Regions from separate parts of the Homo sapiens genome. Here region 2 is linked to region 1. The links are chromatin loops, found by intact Hi-C in ENCODE. Cell type or tissue: PC-3. All regions are shown on one strand. Each heading gives the region's core, and the rest is flanking DNA. Links, peaks and the distances in the headings are about the cores only.

Region 1 (2,909 bases), core at 130-2,629:
TCTCTCCTACTTCAATGTCAGCAAGATGATCACAGTGTTCAGCTTTTCATTTTCTTTGTATTTCTTCTCTTTGAAGTTGGTATTACATGGACAATACAATTGTTATGAAATTGTGTAGATGCCTCCAGAATGCCAGTACCTCCGAGGAATGGCCAGGAATTGACAATTTATGTACTAAGGACCTCTTTTATGGTTTTTAACAATTTTTTTGGATCACACCTTTGGGAAATCAGAGGAGAGATATAGACTTGAAACTCAAAAGATGCCCCAATGCACCCACAAAACTTCATGACATTTCTAAGCTGTTTGCCAGCACGCATGCATTTCCCCTTGGGCTCAAGGACCAGTTGGAGAATATCTAGTTTCGTTATATTATACCATGCGGAGTGTTGGGAATAGAAATAGAGAAACAAATTTTACCTGTTTTCCAGGAGCTTTCACACTCAGTAAAGAACAAATTAGACAAAAATATTTTATTATGATGAGACAATTTTTTTTTTTTCAGACAAGGTCTTGTTCTGTAGCCCAGGCTGGAGTGCAGTGGTGCAATCACACTCACTGCAGCCTTGACCTCCCCAGCTCAGGTGAGCCTCCCACCTCAGCCTCCTGAGTAGCTGAGAGTATAGCTGTGCACCACCATGCCCAGCTAATTTTGTAATTTTTTTGTGGAGACAGGGGTTTGCCATTTTGCCCAGGATGGTCTCAAACTCCTAGATTCAAGCAATCTTCCTGCCCTGGCCTCCCACAGTGTTGGGATTACAGGCGGGAGCCACCATCCCTGGCCAGATGTTTTAATTGAACTATGTATGGATAAAAGTCTTTTGGTAAACAACACTATCATTTTTATATGTTTATGCCTTTTTCCAAATAAAATGCCTTAGAGCTTTTTATAAATCATATTATCCAGATGGAAAAACAAGGAAAAAAGAGATCCTGAGCTTGCCAAATATGACTCAGCAAGTCAGTGACATGCCTAGAAATAGAAATGAGAAACGAAAGAAGTTTTCAACAATCTACCTTGAAACAAGCAATCTCTGCACTTGCTCAGCAGTGCAGTTGGAAAAGAGGTAACTATGACACTGTAGGAGGAGGAAGCCAGTGAGTCAGCTCAACGTGGAAACTGTGTTTGAAGAGAGCCCTCCTGTGTGGAACAGTGCAGAAAAACTCTGACTCCATGCTTTAATCACTTCCTCCTTTGTGGCTGGAGAGCCATTGTCAGAGGCATTTAAACCAGAATGACTCCATCTTGAATAGGGGCTGGGTAAAATAAGGCTGAGACCTGCTGGACTGCAATCCCAGGAGGTTAGGCATTCTTAGTCACAGGATGAGATAGGAGGTCACAAGATACAAGTCACAGGCCGGACGCTGTGGCTCACACCTGTAATCTCAGCACTTTGGGAGGCTGAGGGGGGGTGCAGATCACTTGAGGTCAGGAGTTCGATAGCAGCCTGGCCAACATGGTGAAACTCCGTCTCTACTAAAAATACAAAAATTGGCCGGGTGTGGTGGCACACACCTGTAATCCCAGCTACTCGGGAGGCTGAGGCAGGAGAATCACTTAAACTCTGGAGGTGGAGGTTGCAGTGAGCCGAGATTGCACCATTGCTCTCCAGCCTGGGCAACAGAACGAAACTCCATCTCAAAAAAAAGAAAAGAAAAAAAAAAAAGACACAGGTCACAAAGACCCTGCTGATAAAACACATTGTGGTAAAGAAGCCGGCCAAAACCCACCAAAACTAAGATGGTAACGAAAGTGACCTCTGGTCGTCCTCACTGCTCATTATACGCTAATTTATAATGCATTAGCATGCTAAAAGACGCTCCCACTGGCACCTTGACAGTTTACAAATGCCATGGCAACATTTGAAAACTACTCTATATAAAAAGGGGAGGGATCCTCAGTTCCAGGAAATCTCTGCCTCTTTTCAAGAAAACACAAGAATAATCCATCCTTTGTTTAGCATATAATCAAGAAATAACTTTAAATATACTCCGTTGAACAGCCCATGCTGCTGCTCTGCCTGTGGAGTAGCCTTTCTTTTATTCCTTTACTTTTTTTTCTTTCTTTTTTCTTTTTCTTTTTCTTTTTTTTTTTTTTTTTTTTTTGAGATGGAGTCTCACTCTGTCTTCCAGGCTGAGTGCAGTGGTGCGATCTCGGCTCACTGCAACCTCCACCTCCTGGGTTCAAGCGATTCTCCTACCTCAGCCTCTTGAGTAGCTGGGATTACAGGCACATGCCACCACACCCAGCTAATTGTTGTATTTTTAGTAGAGACGGGGTTTCACCATGTTGGCCAGGCTGGTCTGGAACTCCTGACCTCAGGTGATCCAACCGCCTCGGCCTCCCAAAGTGCTGGGATTATAGGCGTGAACTACCTCGCCTGGCCTATTTCTTTACTTTCTTAGTAAACTTGCTTTCATTTTATGGACTTTCTCTGAATTCTTTCTTGCCTGAGGTCCAAGAACCCTCTCTTGGGGTCTGGATGGGGACACCTTTCTGGTAACACCCAGCCAAGCTTTATGCAACTGCCTATCCTGTCACCTGCATTTTCTTTGTCCTATGACACAGAATCTGTCACTTCTGACTTTTTAGAACGGCTTCACTTCCTGCAGGTGGACCAACTGGGTGGAGGTGGAAGGTGAAACTCGTAAACTCTGTCCTGCGGTCTTTGGGGGAAGTTTGTCATGCTGGCTTGAGAGCCCTGCCAGTGCCCTGGTGTGTTTCTGTCTGCAGGGCCTAGCCTAGGGCCTGGCTCACATGTGGATGCTTAAGAAAGGTATGTTGTGAAATTGAGGCAATACTTCACGACAGGTAAAGTCATAAAATCATGTAATCTGTGAAAGGAAAATAAATATTGGAACCCCAAAATCACTAAGCCAAAGGGAAAAGTCAAGCTGGGAACTGCTTA
Region 2 (2,909 bases), core at 198-2,697, 120 kb after region 1:
CAGGAGGCTGAGGCAGGAGAATCACTTGAACCCGGGAGGCGGAGGTTGCAGTGAGCGGAGATCGCGCCACTGCACTCCAGCCTGGGTGACACAGCAAGACTCTGCCTCAAAAAAGAAAACTCTTGGACCTCTGGCCTTCTCCTCGTTTCCCACTTCAGGACCCTGGCCAAGTTCTTTGCATAACAGAGGAGGCACCATGAACTTCAAACTAAAGCCCAGCCCTTGCCAACCACACTGGTGGAATCCCTCAGTGCTGTAACTTATAGAACAGTGTTCCACCTGAAGAAACAGTGGTGTTTGCAACCACGTGACAAACACTTAGGTATAGTGCACCAATTATCACGAGTTCCCTGGGCAGACAGCAGGGCTTCTTCTCCATTGTTTAGACTGAAACAGGAGACAAAGGATAGGGGATGGACTGACCCACCTCAGGATCACATTATGGTGAGTTTTGGTCTGGAGACAAGGCCATTTCTCAGAGTAGTGACACAAGTTGGACAATGCCAGCCCTAAGCTGAGTCAACTCTTTAATGGGATCAAACTTCCTATTCAATTAGGTTACTACTGGGAGGTTCCAAGGAAAACCGGGAGGGGAGTGAGCATTGTTTAACAACTGCCACAAATTAAGTCCAGGGAATTTCAGATAGAGAGTCCAGTTCTCACAACAAACCTGTAAAAAGTGGGGTCTTCATAGGGTGTACACCAGGAGTGAACTCCAGTGTGAACCATAGACTTTGGGTGATAATGGTGTGCCAGTGTAGGTCCATCAATTTTAACATATGTACCAGTCTGGTGGGGGATGTGGATAATGGGGGAGGCTTGTATGGATGAGGGTAAGAGGATAGGGGAACTCTCTGCACTTTCCTCTCACTTTTGCAGTGAACCTAAAACTACTCTAAAAAACAAAGTCTATTAAAAAACAGTGGGGCCTTCATCCCTTTCAGAGAGGAAAACTGACACTTGCCCAGGATACTCTCAACTACTGTTTCCCCATTGGGTCAAAAGGGCCTGGGAGGCCAGCGGCAGTGGCTCATGCCTGTAATCCTGGCACTTTGGGAAGCCTAAGCGGGCAGATTGTTTGAGCCCAGGAGTTCGAGAGCAGCTTGGGCAACATAGTGAGACCCCATCTCTACAAAAAAATTTAAAATTAGCTGGATGTGATGGTGCGTGACTATAGTCCCAGCTACCTCGGAGGCTAAGGCAAGAGGATCACTTGAGCCTGGGAGGTCAAGACTGCAGTAAGCTGTGTTTTCACTGTGCTCCAGCCTGGGCAAAAGAGCAAGAGGCCCTGTCTGGGGAAAAAAAAAAAAAAGGGCTTGGGAGCGGGAGTTAACTCAAGCCCTCCACACTTCTCTCTTCCAAGCCACCTCATTCAATTAGCAGGTGAGAAGAAAGCTGGCAGGCCAAGCTGGGAAGCCAAGAAAAGGCTGTTTCTAGTTCCAGTGAATTTCAATCCCTGTGCATCCTGTGGACTGAGGCTCCAATGCTTCCAAAACTCAAAGCACCTGCCAAAGCCAGCAGGTAGGTGATTCCCCTCAACACAGCTGACTCATCAAGCAAACTTCCGAAAGTCCAGGCAGAGCCGGAGGCTGAGGAGAGTATTTGCACATACTATTTTCCTTATGCCTGTATTTTACTCTAATTACTTTTGATTGATCCATTGATTCTTTTTTTCTTTTTGAGATGGAGTCTCGCTCTGTCACCCAGGCTGGAGTTCAGTGGCACAATCTTGGCTCACTACAACCTTCACCTCCTGGGCTCAGACAATTCTCTGCCTCAGCCTCCTGAATAGCTGGGATTACATGCTCCTGCCACCATGCCTGGCTAATTTTTGTATTTTTAGTAGAGACGGGGTTTCACCATCTTGGCCAGGCTGGTCTTGAACTCCTGACTTTGTGATCCACCAACCTCGCCCTCCCAAAGTGCTGGGATTATAGGCGTGAGCCACCGGGCCCGGCCTGATTCATTCTTTTATTCCTTCAGTACAATTTTACTGAATTCTCCCTCCAGGGCAGATCTAACTTTTGTGGGGGCCTGATACTTATTTGAGAAACTTCTGTAAAAGAAATTATGGCTGGGGGTGATGGCTTATGCCTGTAATCCCAGCACATTGGGAGGCTGAAAAGGGAGGATTGCTTGAGCCTAGGAGTTCAAGACTGGCCTGGGCAACATAGTGAGACCCCCATCTCTAAAAAAATACAAAAATTGGGCCAGGCGTGGGTGGTGTCAGCTGATCCATCCAGTGCAGGGTCTGCAAAATATCTCAAGCACTGATCTTAGGTTTTACAATAGTGAGGTTATCCTCAGGAGCAATTTGGGGAGGTTCAGACTCTTGCAGCCAGAGGCTGCATGACCCCTAAACTGTAATTTCTAATCTTGTAGCTAGTTTGTTCATCCTGTAAAGGCAGACTTGTCCCCAGACAAGAAGGGGGTCTTTTAGGGAAAGGGCTATTATCAATATTGTTTCAGAGTCAAACCGTGAACTAAATTCCTTCACAAGATTAGTTCGTCCTCTGCCCAGGAATGAACAAGGACAGCTTAAAGGTTAGAAGCAAGATGGAGTTGGTTGGGTCTGATCTCTTTCACTGTCATAATTTCCTCAGTTATAATTTTTGCAAAGGCGGTTTCATCCTTGCCAAGACTTCACTTGAAAATGAGTCTATCTCCCCCATGACTGATGAATTCATGGCACTTTTGTTGGGCTTTCTCCTCAATGAGATGATAAGAAAGTTTGAGGACTACGGAAAGGACAAAAGCATCTGTGGTACCACCAACCTGATTCCTCCTTGTCCTTGTCGTGTTTGGTCTCAGTCATTGTTCACAACAGGCAGCCCAGGGCTCTCGGCTCCAAGCGTCTGCCTGTGCATTAGCCATTGCTGCCCACCCCCAGGCCCTCCACTGTAGTACCC

What was found. Hi-C counts contacts between places; a loop is a spot of excess contacts. Peaks named below come from ENCODE experiments on the same cell type or tissue, not always from the same donor. Only the 100,000 strongest peaks of a DNase experiment are listed, where the experiment ranks them.
Region 2: it touches region 1 in a loop (4-fold over the local background); 2 of 110 quality-filtered maps call a loop at or near these places.

What each region holds. Positions count from the first base shown.
Region 1 is chr14:71,289,460-71,292,368 of GRCh38, reverse strand. The region is part of intron 1 of LOC107984654 (a long non-coding RNA gene); the gene reads right to left. Among named protein-coding and RNA genes, the nearest start is that of SIPA1L1, 30 kb to the left of the region's middle. RefSeq lists an enhancer at 1,003-1,297. In PC-3, for the core only: no CTCF peak of the experiment used is centred there; a DNase peak (open chromatin) is centred at 1,168; H3K27ac peaks cover 2,500 bases.
Region 2 is chr14:71,174,324-71,177,232 of GRCh38, reverse strand. No RefSeq gene overlaps it. Among named protein-coding and RNA genes, the nearest start is that of SIPA1L1, 140 kb to the left of the region's middle. In PC-3, for the core only: no CTCF peak of the experiment used is centred there; a DNase peak (open chromatin) is centred at 1,542.